Linked DNA regions of Homo sapiens: region 1 is linked to region 2. Evidence: read pairs that join two places in POLR2A ChIA-PET (ENCODE). Cell type or tissue: PC-9. All regions are shown on one strand. Each heading gives the region's core, and the rest is flanking DNA. Links, peaks and the distances in the headings are about the cores only.

Region 1 (8,347 bases), core at 167-8,166, 100 kb after region 2:
TGATACATCAGCTCCCATATCCATAAGCTCACAAAATTTCTTTCCTTTAATTTGAAATACACAGATGGGTCTATTAGAGGCTATGGGTTGGGATAGATAGATTTCCTGTGTAGTTGTGCTCCCAAATCCTTTATTTTCTCATTTCACCTTTCATGGAGAAGACTAGAATTTGCAGGGAATAAGCAATAATTGAGCAACATATTCTCTCGGTTCAAAAATCCAAAGATCTTGTGACATTAAAACTACTTGAATGTCTCCTGCATAATTGGAGTCAATCACTCCTGGGAATACAGTAATGCTTTGCAAGTTAAGGCAGACTTGCCTAAAACTAATCCCATATATTCTGTTGGTAAAGGTCCCCAAATGCCAGTAGGAACTTTGATAGGTTTGTCTCCACCAACTAACGGGATTCTTTCTCTGGCAGGTAGATCTAATCCTGCACTTCCTGGTGTTCCTGGGGTGAAGGAATCGATGTGCCTCCGGGAACCCAGCCCTGAAATGGGGTTGAGAGCTGGACTGGGAACGCCCCTGTCTCGTTTTCCAGCAGGGGGGTGCCGTTTTGATGAAATTTTGAGTGGCACTGATTAGCCCAGTGATTTCCTTTGTTACAGCAAGGACAAAGTCCTTGCGTTTTTTTTCTGCTGGGTGGGGCACTGCATTGTAAGGTCCTTTCTGTCCTGAGATCTGGTGGCATTCCTTTATAAAAGCTTTTCCACAATTATAACATTTTCTCATTTTAGGGTTGGATCCTTGGCTCCTTTTAGATTTGTCAACTGCTAAATTAGCCATTGCTTGTGCTAACATTGCAGAGCCATGAAGCTCAGTTCCTACATCTTGACAAGCTCTGAGAAAATTTCCCAAGTTTTTTGTATGCCTCACCAGTGCCAGTGCATGTTTACAATCCGCATTTGCATTCTTAAAAGCTAGAGTTAAGGTTAGCATTTCTGCAGCCGCCTCTTGTAATCTTGACACTTCACTGCCTCTTGTAATCTTGCAAGAAATTGCATATAGGTTCCTGCGACCGTTGTATGATATGTTAAAAGGATTTTACTGGGACTCGCTCTTCAGGAATTGTGGCCCAGGCACGTTTAGCGGCCTGTGCACACTGCTGATGAGCAGTGTCTGCAAGTGCCATTTGACGTTCCAGGTCTGAATAAGGGCCATTACCTAACAGCATATCCTCTGTAATGTCTGTGTGTCCAGCAACATGGTTCTGTTTAGCCTGGTCTGCACACATTTCTTGCCAATTTAAATTCCATGTCAGATATGCACTAGCGGACAAGCAAGTTCATGCCAAGTATCTCACATCAAAGGGTAAAAATGCATAGCACCAAACACAGATTCTAGCAATCCTAAGGTGAATGGGCTCTGTATGCCATTATTTACCACAGTCGCTTTTAATTCCTTCAACAACTTAAACTCTAGCGGAGTGTGTTCATGAATAACCTGCTGTGGATTGTTTGGATTAGGCCTTACGGAAATAGGAAAAGCGTGAGGTCCTAAGGGCTCTCCAGCTATGACAGCAGAGCGTAAAATTATTTGTATTGGGGTTTCTATTTCTGCTACCGAAGGAGGCGGTACAGATGTTTCTACAAATGGAGAAGGTGGTATAGGCCAATTTTTATCCTCCCTTTCCTGTTTTTTATTTTCAGTTGGAGCTGTGGGTGGAACAACAGATTCTTTCTTTCTTTCTTTTTTTTTTTTTTTTTTTTTTTTTTTTTTGAGATGGAATCTCGCTCTGTCACCAGGCTGGGGTGCCCTGGTGCAATCTGGGCTCACTGCAACCTCCACCTCTCAGGTTCAAGCGACTCTCCTGCCTCAGCCTCCCGAGTAGCTGGGACTACAGGCACATGCTATGACACCGAGCTAATTTTTGTATTTTTAGTAGAGACGGGGTTTCACCATGTTGGCCATGATGGTCTCGATCTCTTGACCTCGTGATCCGCCCTCCTCAGCATCCCAAACGGCTGGGATTACAGGTGTGAGCCACCACACCTGGCCGATTCTTTCAGATTTTTAGACTCAGCCTGCTGTCCAGCAGAATAATAAGGAGATAATGGCAGAAGTACAGTACGAACTAAACTCCAAGTGGAGAAAACAGAAGAGTCAACTTTATGAGGCAAAAGAGAAAGTGAGAAGTGGGGTGGAAGAAGGGGTCAGCTGCTCAGTCTAGAGTAGGCTTGTGAGACTGTATTCTCTAGATGTCGCAGTAGATAACCTCAGCACCAGGGAGTGATGGCCTCCAGCAAACCTTCTGTTGGCAGGAGCAGTCCTGAGTTTGCTCAAATCCTGCATTCATGATAAACAGTTTGCTGTTTGATCATACAGCCTCCAGTGGAATGCTGAGTTGGTCACGTCCCAGGGGCCTTTGGGCCTTCGGCTCCCTGCAGTTAGATAAGGGAAGTTCCAGAGAGAACACTTGAGGGGAAGAAACAAGAGAAGGTGAAGAAGTCCTTGCTTCTGAGGCAGTTTCTAAGGCCTTTCAATTTCCTTTAATTGAAACATGCTCAGTACACCAAAGCACCATACTTTGAGGTATTGTTCTCTGCGTTCCCAAAAAAGTCAAGAAAGCAAGCAGTAACCTTTATACCTAAAGCACAGAGAGCATAGTAACTTCTAAAGAGAAGGGGCATGAGACAAAAATAAATTTAAGATCATATGTTCTTTAATTAACTATTGATTGTCAGAATGATTACATTTTTTAAAACATAGCTAACTATTTGACACTTCATTTTTTTCTCAGGATTGATTCTCCCTTTTTCCACCCTCAAGTTATAGGACTTTTGAAATGTTGAGATATGATTAAGTAGAAAAATATCAGTAACAGTTCAGTTGCAGATAACAGAAACCGCTCTCACTATTTTAGACAAATAACAATTTAATTTTGAATGATGTGTGGTTAACAACCTAAGTAGAAAGAGAGGGACTAGGTGAAGATCAAAGTACTTCTAGCTCCCAGGATCACACATTCATTGTCCTGGTTCAAAAAGCTCCCAGGCCGGGGCGCAGAGGCTCACATCTGTAATCACAGCACTTTGGAAGGCCCAGGCAGGCGGATCACGAGGTCAGGAGTCTGAGACCAGCGTGGCCAACACAGTGAAACCCTGTCTCTATAAAAAAATACAAGAATTAGCTGGGCACGGTGGCAGGCACCTGTAATCCCAGCTACTCAGGAGGCTGAGGCGGAGAATCACTTGAACCCAGGAGGCAGAGGTTGCAGTAAGCTGAGATCATGCCACTGCACTCCAACCTGGGTGACAGAACTAGACTCCGTCCCCCCCTCCCAAAAAAAAAGCTCCCAATACTGCCCCCAGATTATGGTAACTGCAAAACCATGCTTCCTCAGCTACTATGGTAGTGAAATAAATACCTTGCATCTTGCCTTTCTGCTTATTTAACTCTGTTTCTAATTAAAGATGATGAGGGCATCTGAAAAACTGAATATGAATCACCCTCCACTCCTACCTCAAACACTAGCTGTAAGGAAAATGTGATTTTTAATTTTCCAAGTCTGTACAGTCCTTTAAGGCAGACTAGAAGGAGTTTAGCAAAAATGTTGTCAAACAGACTATGACAAATTATTATTCTGCCAACATATTTATGGAGAGTGAAGCAATGTGGACACTCTTTACTTTTGTTTCATAGACTTAGTGAGATAACTAGGTTTCAGTAACTTCCTAACAGAAAATGGAAATTGATATTATTTTTCATAACATTCAAAGAAACCGAGGAAAGGGTGGCTAAGAAGCTAGTGTTTTAAAATAAGCACATAGCTGCTCAGCAAGTAAAGTCTTGTGCAGTTAAGCTTATTGTTTAGCAACAGCATGACAACTTCTAGGCATGTAATAGTTTCATACAAAATGGAAGGTTGTTTCATTTAATTGATTTTACTCAAATTGGATCTTTCACATTTGCAATGAAGAGATCAGCCGTCATTGAGTCCCATTATTATATTAATAATAGAATGCTTTCAAATTTTCTTAGTGCTGTATGATTGTAGTAAGGTATTTTCTGTGCAATTTCCTATTTAGTTTTAAAAGTTGTATATAGAAATATATTTGCAAAAGTTTTCATTAACTTTTATTTGCTTGTAGTTGATATATGGCCTCTCCTCATATTAAAGGACATTTCTGCGAGATATTGACCCATTCATTTCATTGAGAGTTTACTGTCCCTTTTACATTTCATTTATTCATTTCACTTCCCACGTGCTACCAGTTTCCTGATATTGGTAACAACAGGAAAACCCTATCTAATTCACAAGACTATTTCACATAAGATTTGGAGGGAAAATTATAAAGAAATAGAAAAACTTGCAGAATCCTAAGTTAACTCATTTATATTGTGAAATAAAGAAAATGAAAAATAATATTGTTTAATAAAACAAAACCCATTGTCAGAAGTTTTACATTTTAGTCAATGTTCTGTTTATTCTTTATTTTAATTTTAATTACTAGGGCGTATATTCGATAGGATGGCATTTGATCTCAGATATAGAGTCTTTCTAAGATGAGCATTAAGAAAAATGTGAATGGGTTTAATTCATTTATTGTTCAAATGTTTTCCTCTTCATTCTCTCACATCTATAACTAGATCCCCTGAACTTTGGAATACATGGATGCTTTGCCTATTATTTATTAATTATATTACTTGATCAAAAAAAGAAAAAATGCAATAACTGACAATTGTTTCATAAATGTTAAAATATTATTAACGTTATTTTGTATAGATACCTTTCACTAGCATTATAACATAATTTTAATTTTAAACTAGAATAAAAATTTGCTTTTCTCCAAAAAAGTACATTATACCAAATATACTACTCTATAATACATGAATATAATAGACAATCCTGCTGTTTGTACCCAATTCTGTCACCTCCCTAATAGCACCAGTGACTTTAGCTGGGCAAATAGTGAGAGTAAATACCACATCCCCAGCCTCCCTAGCAACAATGTGTGACCAAGTGTCTAAATTCCACCCAATGAGATCATGAAAGTGACATGTACATGTTCAGGGTCACATTTTTCAAAGGACGGGAGCAACTTTCTCTTGTTCCTTTTATTCCTTTTTCTAGAAGGTAGATGTGTGGTGATCTCTCCTGGATCATATAAATGAGTTCAATTCCTTAAAAACATTGAGCATCAAGACAGAAGGAAGCTGAGTTTCTGATGACTAGACAGGGCAGAATAAACACACCAACCAAAAACCTATGTAAGAGAAGCATAAACTATATAATTCAGAAAATGTTATTTTGGGAATACATCATTTCAACATGTATTCTAATTAATAAAATAGCAATTTACCTCAGATCTTAGCCTTTGGTTATTTTCTCGACCCATTTAAATGTAACCCCCAAATTCTTCACATTATGTAGTCATACATTTTGAAATTAGCACTAAACAAACATATGGAAATAGTTAATTTAATAAGAGAACAATGTGTGTGTGTGTACCTAACCTGCTGCATTTAATTAAATATTATAAATTTCTCTTGATAGCTAATTTAACATGTCAATAACAGTATTATATTGAATACACACATATACCAGGCAAACACAAATACACACAAATATACGTATCAGAGGTAAAAAACTGAATATCTATTTTCACTTGACTCTGAAATTAAGGCACCCTGTCGAAGAAAACATACAAAACATAACAAAAACTATGGGCAAATGATACGGTGATAATTCAGAATTCTAGCTCTATTATTATCAAACTTTAGAGGGGCCATAAAATTTTCCTGATCTTAATGCCATCGTCTGTAAAATTAAGAGTTTCAAAAGTCCATTTCTGCTCTAAATGTCATTTAGCTGTTCAGCTCAGTGGAAATGTTTGGTGTTTTCAAATATAAAACTAATTGGTAAAATTCATCATATAATAACACTGTGATACATTAAAACCTTTTTGGAATCTAATTTTGAATCTCCCTCTCACTTCTTTTTTGCCCCTCAGATTGAGTTTCTTCCTTTTTCATTGTGCTGATTATGTAAGGGGCCTGTTGACTGTTAGAATGATCAAACAGGTACAGAGGAGGCAGTATGGCAACCGGAAACAATACTAAACTGGAAGTAGGAGTGTGGTATTACAGCTTTGACCCCGCCTCCAGTTAGTCCTGTGACAATTTAACATTCTGAGCATTTTTATCTGCTAAAGAAATAATAATAATAACAGCCCAAAATGATCTTCGTAATTTCTCCTCTAGCTTTAAAACTATAATTGACATATATGTATTTATATGCATATATGTATGTATATGTGTATATAATTTATTTATGGATGGCACTTTAAAAGGAATCTACCTGTAGCCGGAAAAATGCAAAGATGTTAATTACTTTGTGGAGCTATACTGACATCCTTTGGTAAGGTTTGGTTGATTGCAATTTGATGTGGAGATTGATAAATAGCGAGACAGTTAGATGTTTAAGTAGATAGAACAATCCAAATGTATTTACATCTGTCCACACACTCATTTGGGTATGAAACCCGTATTTATGAGAAAAAACAACGTTAAAAAGAAAAAAAAGGAGACTGTGTCAAGTTCAAAGTCTAAATATTTTAATAACACTAATTACATATTTACATTTTTAATAAAATATTTTATCTATAAAGTATTAAAATGCAAAGATTAGGCAGAGAAGACTGGCTCGCGGACATTCCAAAATGATGAGCGAGGTATGCACTCCTGTGACAATAAGCAACAAGAGAAGGGATTTGGAAAATCAAGCCGAGAAAGTTCCCTGAAAGCAAAAAATAAACATTTAAAATCACAACGAAAAATCACTCTGGTAACATATCAAATCTGGTTGCAATTTGACTTGGCGCTCTGATAATACTTGGATTTCGGTAGTCTGGTGTAAGGACGGTGCAGGAATATATATTCCAGAAGAACTATCTTTTTTTAAAAAAAATTGCAAGAAGCAGTCCTGTTCCTGAGATTGTATTACGGACACAGGCGGATTAGATTGGGCTGATTACCTTAGCCTTGAAACAGAGAGTCTTTCTGCCCTGCGGGGGAGGGGACGCCTTTCAAGCAAAGCCCTCCTCTCGGATGCGCCCTCCCCTCGCATTCACTTGCAAATCGCTGTGTGCTCGCAGAAGCCAGCACTTCCACAGTCTCTAACCTTCCCATGGCGAGTGCTGCAGCTCTATCAGCAGAACCTTTCTCTCCGTGTGAGGAAGAGCTTTTTTCCCCCCTTTCCTTTTTTTTTTTTTTCCTTTCCCCTTAATCAGAAGCACTGAATGAAAGCCAATCAGAGAGAGCTCGCCCCCGTTTTCTTCGGTTCCCTGCTGTCCAGAGTTAAAAGTGATGCTGAGAAAGAGCTTGAGTTAGATTGAAGTAGAATCAGTGATAGAAAATAACAGCCGAAAACAAACAAAAAGGGGACATAGTGACAATTTCTCCTGGGTTATTTTGGCTGGAACCAACTTCCATTATCCAGAAGCTGATAAAAAAGGTAGGAAGACTTCACCTCTTTCTTTTAACTCCGTTAAGGTATTATATATTCCTCCACTTGAGGGGTGGGGGGGGAGAGGGAGGAGATAAATGTTTGTTTTTAAGTTGTGTTTAGCAATTATTTCAAAATAATTATCTTTAATACTTAAATAAGCATACAACTCTATATATTTAATTCTAGAAACAACTGCTTCGAATATCTATATAGGCAATGTAAAGCTGGATAAATTATATATTATGCTCAACAGTGGGTCATGATATTAGAGTTTGTGAATTCATTCACTTGGAACAAATGCTAAAAAATATGTTATGAAGTGAATTTGTCATGCCCAGACTTGTTCATTTTTATTTTAAAAATCAGTTCAAGAGATAACATTGTTACTGTGAACTCTAACATCATCTAACATTACTTTGCATTCCATATGAATGGATTCACTCTGCACTTATTCGTAGTCATAGTTCATTGTACGTTCAATATAAACAGAAATGACAGGCAGAAGACAGATTCCTTGAAACTGTCAATGGTCACTAAGCATCTACATAAATACAATAGATTGACATTCATCAGAAATAGAATAGGCAGAATTCTTATTTTCAATTTTATATCTGAGTCAGAAGTATTGGGGGGAGAGAGGTAAAGAGAGGGAGAGTAAATGCATGTAGTCAGCAGTTGCAGCATTTATTGTTTCTGCTGCAATAAAATCCATATTTTATGTGTTGTTAAATTAATGCAGCATATTGCAAGTATAAATGCATGTCCCCAACAAGTAACTATTGATAGCACTGTAACTATGGGCAAAAGCAGTAGTCTGAAATTGTTTTTATGCCACTAAAATAAAAACCTACTGTCTCCTTATTATGAAAAAAGGGGAGTCTACAGGTACAAAGA
Region 2 (8,347 bases), core at 232-8,231:
AACACAAGAATGCCATCTCTCACCAATCCTATTCAACATAGTATTGGAAGTTCTGTCCAGGGAAATCAGGCAAGAGAAAGAAATACAGAGTATTCACATAGGAAGAGAGGAAGTCAAATTGTCTCTCTTTGTAGATAACATGATTGTATATTTAGAAAATGTTGGGGAAAGCTGAGTGTTGGGAGAAGCTGAGGCAGGGCTTGCATGTCTGACATAGTGTAAAAGAGTCTTGGAACATGTTCGAGGTCCAAGGTCTAAAACCCCTTGTGGCCTTTGGAACACCAAGCTCTGTGCTAAAGGGTGGAAGGCTACCCTGATGCACCATAGTCTAAGCCCAGGGCATAAAATCCCTCATGGCTTGGATAGAATCCAGGATTTGTGGCTCTGGAATGTGTCTAGACTTGCTGGCTCCTTGCTCCTTGCTCTCCCAGGATCCATTGTGTCTTGAGTTAAAAGAACCTGCTCTCCATTATCTCAAGTAGCAGAGCAAATGCTAAACCATCACAGCTGTAAATCATGTGCTTAATACAATGCACCCATTGGACCTCCACATTCTCACCATATGTTTCTTTGTTGAATTACCAATAAATAACGTGGACTCCCAGAGCTCAGGGCCTTCACAGCCTCCACAATCGCAATGGCCCCCTGATGCCCACATTTCTCTCTCAAACTGTCTTTTTCTCAATCCTTTGACTCCACCGGACTTTGTCACCCACACGACCTGGTGTTGGGTCTGATCACACCAACATTCCTGGCTGCTCAATGTGGGGCGACAAAGACCTCGGTGAAGGAATGCAAGAGCACGTGAAAGTGAAGGATGCATCGTCAAAGGACACCCGAATGTCTAAAAGAAGCTCGGCGGGAAAGCTGAGCGCTCAGAAGAACCAGGGTAACAATGGGACAAAGTGAAAGCAGACATTCTGCTTGTTTAAATTTCTTAAGGCATTTATTACAAAGATGGGGAGTGAAAGTTGGTACTCAGAATTTGTTATCACTCTTTAGCGCAGTAAAGCAGTTTTGCCCATGGTTCCCAGAACAAGAGACTATGGAGTTGGATGAATGGGAGAGAATTGGCAGAGATTTTTAAAAAGCGTATAAAGATGGAGCAAAAATTCCAGTCTCAGTTTGGTCAATGTGGGAGCTAATAAAAGCAGCTCTTGAGCCATTTCAAACAGATGATGAGACAGATTCAGATGAGGAAGAGGTGGACGAGTGTAAAAAACTAACTTCAGATTCTGAATGTGAGGAATAGAAACTGGAGGAAGTTAAAGAAAAGAAAGGGAAACTAAAAATAGTGTGTTTTACTAGCCTGTTGGCTCCACCTGCTGAATTAAGTGAATGGCCACCTCCTCTCTCTCCCCTTAATGGGTGAGAAAATGAATTAGCTACATAACTTACCCCTCCTATAGCTGCAACATTAAAACCCGGAGCAATTGGTAGTACTAAGACCCAGTGGAATCTGAGGCTTGTTTATTCAGACAGCACCTCAATAAATTGAGGCATATCCGGCACAGCCAGTGCCCTTACAAACAGCAACAATTGTCTCCCGCTGTGGTAAGCAGTGCTGCCGTGGACCTTTGCAGTGCAGTTCCCATTTCCCTGCTTCTGGGGGAGCCACCCGAGATGGTCCCCAGGGGAGTTGGGGGACCATTTCCTTCAGGAACAGTAGGTCTATTACTTGAAAGATCTAGAGGTGTCACTGTGCATATGGGAATGATTGGTTCTTTTTATACCAGAGAAATTCAATTAGTTATTAGTTGCTCAACTCCATGGTCTGCTTCCCTAGAAGAAAGAATTGCTCAGTTGTTGACATAAAGCTGGGAAGCAGCACAGTGAAAAGAACAGGAGGCTTTGGTAGTACTAATCCAACAGGAAAGGCTATATATTGGGTTAATCAAGTGTCTGTACAAAAGACCTATTTGTACAGTAGACCTGCTGTTGGATGCTTACAGATGGACACACAGGCCTGGTTGGCAGTAGTCCCCGGAAAAAATAAATCATGGGTTGCTTTGCATAGTGCAAGTAAAGTCATCTTGAAGCTTCGGTTTCATGGTTAACCTGCCTCTGCAGATTTAATGAGCACATAGGCATGATATGGGCTGAATGTGTTCATTGTGGCGTTTGTGGCTTTTATGATGGGAATATTCAACCTCTAATCCTACTACATTGGTGAAAAACAAAATGAAGCCTTCACAACAGAGTTTTAAGACACTGTTCTGGGCTATCTTTGGACTTTCTGAAGTGAAATCAGTGGTCATCAACTATAACCACAAATTAATTGAAAACATTGGTTATGTTCTTTATGGAGTCCATAATGTTACAATGGTCATTGTTTTGCTAAAATTGCCATGATCAACAGTTTATTCCAGGAAATTGAGGATGACGCTGATGTGGAGTGGAAATTTGCAAGGGCCAAACTCTCATTTTCCTGCTTTGGGGAGGGGAGAGCACTTCCTGTTCCCTTCAATCTGGTGCCGGGTCCGAGGTCCCTGTTTTGTCTCTTGCTGAAGCTTAAAGGGTGGATTTCTGAGCTCTACCCAAGGTCATTAAAAAGGTTTCCAGGAAAGATGTAGAGATAAGTAAGTAAAGTAGAGACAAGTAAGTAAGTAGAGACAAGTAAGTAGAGCTAAGTATAAACAGAGATAGAGGTAAGTAGAGAGAGAGATAAGTAGAGAGAGAGAGGTAAGTAGAGAGAGGTAAGTAGAGAGAGAGAAGTAGAGAGATGAAGACTAGCAATATAAGGTCAGTGCCCTAAAGAGGTACAAAAGCAAAGACTAACAGAGATTTGCAGGGACAGACAAGAACATTCTGAATTATAGAAATTAGTTATGGCTCAAAGGGCAAATATAAAAGGAATAGAGAGGAGGGAGATAAGGATAAAAATGCTCTTTCTTTTCTCTCCAACAGAACCTGTGGGTCCTTTAACTAAACTTAATCAAAGGGTGGATGCATTGGTGTCTGCAGCTTTTGCTGATGCACAAACATTCCATTATTAAACTCATCTTAATGCCACAGGCCTTAGAAAAAGATGTGGTCACATAAAAAGAGCTGGGAAAAAGGAAAGATAATTATATGAGGAAGAGGATTTGTGTATGTCTCTCCAGGTGACAATCAGCTGCCTATGTGGGTGCCCACCAAACATCCGAAGATCTATCAGGAGCCACAGCATCTAGTGGACCCACCTGTACAGTGCGAATTGAAGGTTTGAAAAGCCTCGATTTGCTTTCCTTGTGCCTTCTCTTAGAAGGGGCCTGTTTCTCATTATCAGTAGCCTCCCAGCTACAGCCACAAGTTTTTGCTTCTGTTTCAGTAGATTTACTAATGTATGGGTGAGGGAATGCTTGTATTTTTGCAGGAGATGAATGAACCGTGAGGATGCCCTCAAGATGTGTATGACCACGGAACAGGAGACTGGAGGGACCCATGGATCCCAACCATGGACCGGGTTCCCCCAGTATGAGCCATAAGCCAGTTGAATCTGAATGCGAAGATGGAACAAAGACCAACCAGAGTCACGATGCTTAATGGACCAATGCTTTCTGACTCAGCTCCTCTCTACCCTGAATATAAGAGACCCTAATAGTTAGGCAGGACTATCATCACCCCTATTCAGCATGAAGAAGTTACAGAAGACGGACCTTCATCCTTCTGCAACCCCTAGGATTAGGGGTCCTCTTGTAAAAGGGAAAGGGGAGATATGTGGAAAGCACTCAAACCAGAGTGACTCCAGTTTGAATAAGGGCTAAGAAAAATGAAGCTGGATCACCAACCGGCAATTAAGGGCTGCACAGCCTGCAATTGCCTTGCTCAATTAAAAGAGGTTACCTTTTATGCTAGTAATAACGATACCTTCTCTTTTACAAAAAAAGAGAAGGGGGGCATGTTGGGAAAATCTGAGTGTTGGGAGAAGCTGAGGCAGGGCTTGCATGTCTGACATAATGTAAAAGACTCTTGGAACATGTCCGGGGCCCAGGGTCTGAAACCCCTTGTGGCCTTTGGAACACCAAGCTCTGTGCTAAGGGGTGGAAGGCTACCCTGATGCACCATCATCTAAGCCCAGGGCATAAAATCCATTGTGGCTTGGACAGAATCCGGGGCTTGTGGCTCTGGAATGTGTGTAGACTTGGTGGCTCCTTGCTTCTTGCTCTCCCAGGATCCATTGTATGTTGAGTTAAAAGAACCTGCTCTCCATTATCAAGTAGCAGAGCAAGTGTGAAACCATCACAGCTGTAAATCATGTGCTTAATGCAATGCACCCGTTCGACCTCCACGTTCTCACCACCTGTTTCTCTGTTGGATTACCAATAAATAACGTGGGCTCCCAGAGCTCAGGGCCTTTGCAGCCTCCACAGACACGATGGCCCCCTGGTGCCCACTTTAATTCTCAAACTGTCTTTTTCTCAATCCTTTGACTCCGACAGACTTTGTCACCCCCATGACCTGGTGTTGGGTCTGATCACCCCAATAAGAAAACCCCATTGTCTCAGGCCAAAATCTCCTTAAGCTGATGAGCAACTTCAGCAAAGTCTAAGGATAAAAAATAAATATACAAAACCCACAAGCATTCCTGGAATACACACAAGTAATAGACAAATAGCCAAATTATGAGTGAACTCCCATTCACAATTGCTACAAAAAGAATAAAATACCTAGGAATCCAACTCACAAGGGATGTGAAGGACCCCTTCAAGGAGAACTACAAACCTCTGCTCAACAAAATAAGAGAGGACACAAACAAAAGGAAAAACATTCCATGCTCATAGATAGGAGAATCAATATCATGAAAATGGTGATACTGCCCAAAGTAATTTACAGATTCAATATATGTACATATTTTTAATAGGACATTGAATTTTTTTTAAAAAAAGGAAACCCCAAACTAGTATATAATATCAATTACTTATGTGATATTTATACATAAGTGTTGAATAGCTTATTAAAATATAATAAAGTCAAATTTACAATAAGTGAAGAAAATTATTTTTAAAACAAATTCTATAACAAAATAATTCCAAAAGACAAATTATTTTAATATTTTGCACATTTCCTTATTGTTTCCCCACCTCATCCAAATTGTTAGCCATCTATGTTTCCTAATATCTGATTCTTGGAGTACTTGGTTTGAAATTTGTAGCCATAACTTCTTTTCTCTTCTAATTTATATCTAGGTGAATTCTGTGTAAACATCAAAAACATATTTAAAAAGAAAGAGTATTTGTAGAACAAATAGAAAAATAATTCACAATGATAATCCTCCATAGATAAAGCAGCCTAATTTTAGTTCAAACTGGGAATCTATTTGCAAATCAAATGTCACAAATTATAAGATTTGTAAATACTCTCGTCATATATTCTTATACTAAAGGGAATTTCTAAATGAAAAATTTATACTTATAGTGATTTTGAATTAGTTAGCAGTACACACGATATTATATAATTATTTCTTACTGAATACAAAATGCTAATGTACCTACTTGAAGGGCATACATAAATCCCAGTAGTTCATCTCTAAAATCATCTATAATATGCTCACTTTTAATTGTAAATTATTAGTTTAAATGTTACTTTCTACAGTAGATTTAAATTCCCACTTGTTATCTATAATTGTTATCATAGAAGACTTCTGTTTTACATATGAATCTCATTTTTTATTATGGTCTTTACTATATTACACTAACATAGTAAATATTGCTTTTAATAAAATATATCGTGACGTGGTCATCTTACATTTAAAATATTGTAATGATAGTTTAAAAATGACATAAATAAGATCTATTCAGTTGATTATAAAATAAATTCAAGATTTTATCACATGTACCTCAATTTATGGATACAATCTAAATTGTTTCTAGAATGTTTCTTGGTCAATTATACCTAATAATTTTACTTATATCATTTAACACTTCTATACTACCCTAAAAGATTTTCATATAATCAGTGAAAATTAGTGGTGATATTTAAAGGTTATGCTGAGTTATATAAACTATATTTTTTAAATTAAAGCTTCAAATAGGCAAAATAAATTGGTAACATAATTTGTTTTGTATTTTCTTGTTTCAACTATATATATTTATGAAAATAACATTAACAATTCCCCATGGAATATATGCAGTATCCTTAATAATTCAAAGTGTGTCTAGCAAAAGTAAGTTCTATACAAGTGTCTATTAAATATTAAATTCAATGAATGCATTTCTATACTTTCTGTTGTTGTAAAATAATATGTACTAGCTATGGGCACTGATTCAAAAGAAGTAAAAGCTGAACTAGGAAAAGGTTTTTTGTTGATAAATCTTAATGGCTAATCTGTAGAGAGCTTTGAATAGGTTCTGATGGTGTATAAGGTTGAAATAGACTCCACACTCTTAGAATGTAAACTCTAGAAATGAAAATTATGCTCATATGCAAGTCATTGTATAACACAATATTAAATATAAGGTTAATGGTACAAGAACAAATGTTATTATGTGGTTTTAGAAGAAGATTTCCTTCCAGCTGTGTAAATTAGAAAATGATTTGACCTCAGGCTTTCATAAACATAAAATAGACAAGTGGAGTAACTCAAGTAGTGTACGGTGAACAATTTAATTGGCTTGTAGTTGGAAGCAAAATAAAGCAGAGATTATGTAGCAAAAAAAATTAGGTCAGACAAGATGGGAAAAGTCGTCTTGAGGACACATAATCCTGGGGCTTATATTAAAATTAAGTTAATTTCATTTGGTATATAATGAAGCCATTTAAAAAGATTTTATGTAAAATGTAACAATTTTTATGGCTTTGGGAATATTAATCTGGCAGCATTTTGTCATCCAAATGGAACAAGAGGCGAGAAGTCTATTGAAGTTTAATGCAATAGTTCAGGGAAGAGGCAGTTTAAGTACACTTGAAATAAAGTGATGCCAGTAGGACTGCAGAAAAAGAAAAGAGGATAGTGAGTACAAAAGTGTTAATAAAAGACACAAGAATTAGAGGCAAAGAAGAAGGTTTAAAAGAGCCATGACTTCATTCTAGAAATGTTGTATGGAGGTGCCACAAAAATATCCAGATCCAGTACTGAGCAGTAGTGTGGAAATGCTGAACACTAATCAGGCAAATGGTCGAACATCTACACCTGTTGTTAAAATTTTATTTTTGTCAATTACCGAATCAGAACTTGAAAAAGTAAAGATTTTAACTATCTACATTGGAAGTCCCTGAGATGCTTACTAAAATGTGGATTTCAAAGCCATCCCCTAAACTACTAAATCAAAACATGTGATTAAATTCACTAACCTTATAACCTTATTTTATTTCTTCATACTGGTGCTATCATTAAATTCTACATATTAATTTTGGGCTAAAATATAGATGTCTTTTATAATAATGAATAAAAATTATAACAGTAAAGATGTATTTTTGAACACATCATTTAACCCTGATGTTTCAAGAGAACTTTACTATAGGTTAATTTAGTCACAGTAATACATAGGACCACGTAATAGTTAAATTATTTTAAATGGCAATGGAAATTTGTGGATTAATAGATACAAGGATAGCATCTTCATCTGTAATTGCTTACCTGTAGTCAATGTTATTAATGACTAATTTGGATTTTAAAACAAAAATATACAAATAATTAGCTTGTACTCTTATCTGTTCCAATACCCTTCTTTCAATATATATTTTCCTCATATTTTAATAAATTTATTTTCTGTTTTGATTAAATTATAAGCTCATTGAAGTCATAGTACACTCATTTTATATTTCTATCATATACTACATGGATTTAAAGTTGTGTAGAACCATCAAAACTGTTGTGAAACTCTTTAGCGTATTAAAATAGTTTTAATGAAACTTTATTAAATTGAGAAGCATCTATAAATAAAAACTACAGGCAAAGATTCTAGAAAAGAGTTATGTTTTTTCCTTGGTTAGTTTCTCAACAATTTACATATTATTTTAGATAAAGAATGTAATAAATGTGAGGGAATTTGGAGAAATGTAATTACCTGTATTGGGGACATAATATTTCTGTCTTTACATGCCTTCATGAACAGACAATTTTGTGTAAGACAGTCTGAAAGTGGACCTATTAAAATTAAGTTTAATCGTTTTACATAGAGGTAGAATAAAAAGACAAGGTATGAAGATATAGGAGACAAGACTAAACCTATTACAATTATAAACTATTTGAGTAGCCAGCATTTTTTAATAGCATTGATAAAGTGATTGTGGACCAGATCACTAGATACTGAATAACATGACCATAGTATGTTCATATAGGTGTAGTTCAACAAAGCGGGCCCCAAGGCCTAGAGACCTATTTTGCTGAGAACCGTACCAGATCACGCTGAACTTGTTTTAGTAC

Evidence for each region. ChIA-PET counts read pairs that join two places held together with the same protein. Peaks named below come from ENCODE experiments on the same cell type or tissue, not always from the same donor. Only the 100,000 strongest peaks of a DNase experiment are listed, where the experiment ranks them.
Region 1: POLR2A ChIA-PET joins it to region 2 with 10 read pairs; 2 of 35 experiments call an interaction of 5 or more read pairs at or near these places.

What each region holds. Positions count from the first base shown.
Region 1 is chr5:24,643,706-24,652,052 of GRCh38, reverse strand. It overlaps CDH10 (cadherin 10), which reads left to right and starts at 7,075. Exons shown (of 12, transcript NM_006727.5): 1 at 7,075-7,459. It overlaps LOC124901174 (a long non-coding RNA gene), which reads right to left and starts at 7,344. Exons shown (of 2, transcript XR_007059125.1): 1 at 6,981-7,344; 2 at 6,539-6,742. RefSeq lists an enhancer at 6,783-7,378. In PC-9, for the core only: no CTCF peak of the experiment used is centred there; no DNase peak of the experiment used is centred there.
Region 2 is chr5:24,743,529-24,751,875 of GRCh38, reverse strand. It overlaps the pseudogene TRPC6P6. Among named protein-coding and RNA genes, the nearest start is that of LINC02239, 93 kb to the left of the region's middle. In PC-9, for the core only: no CTCF peak of the experiment used is centred there; no DNase peak of the experiment used is centred there.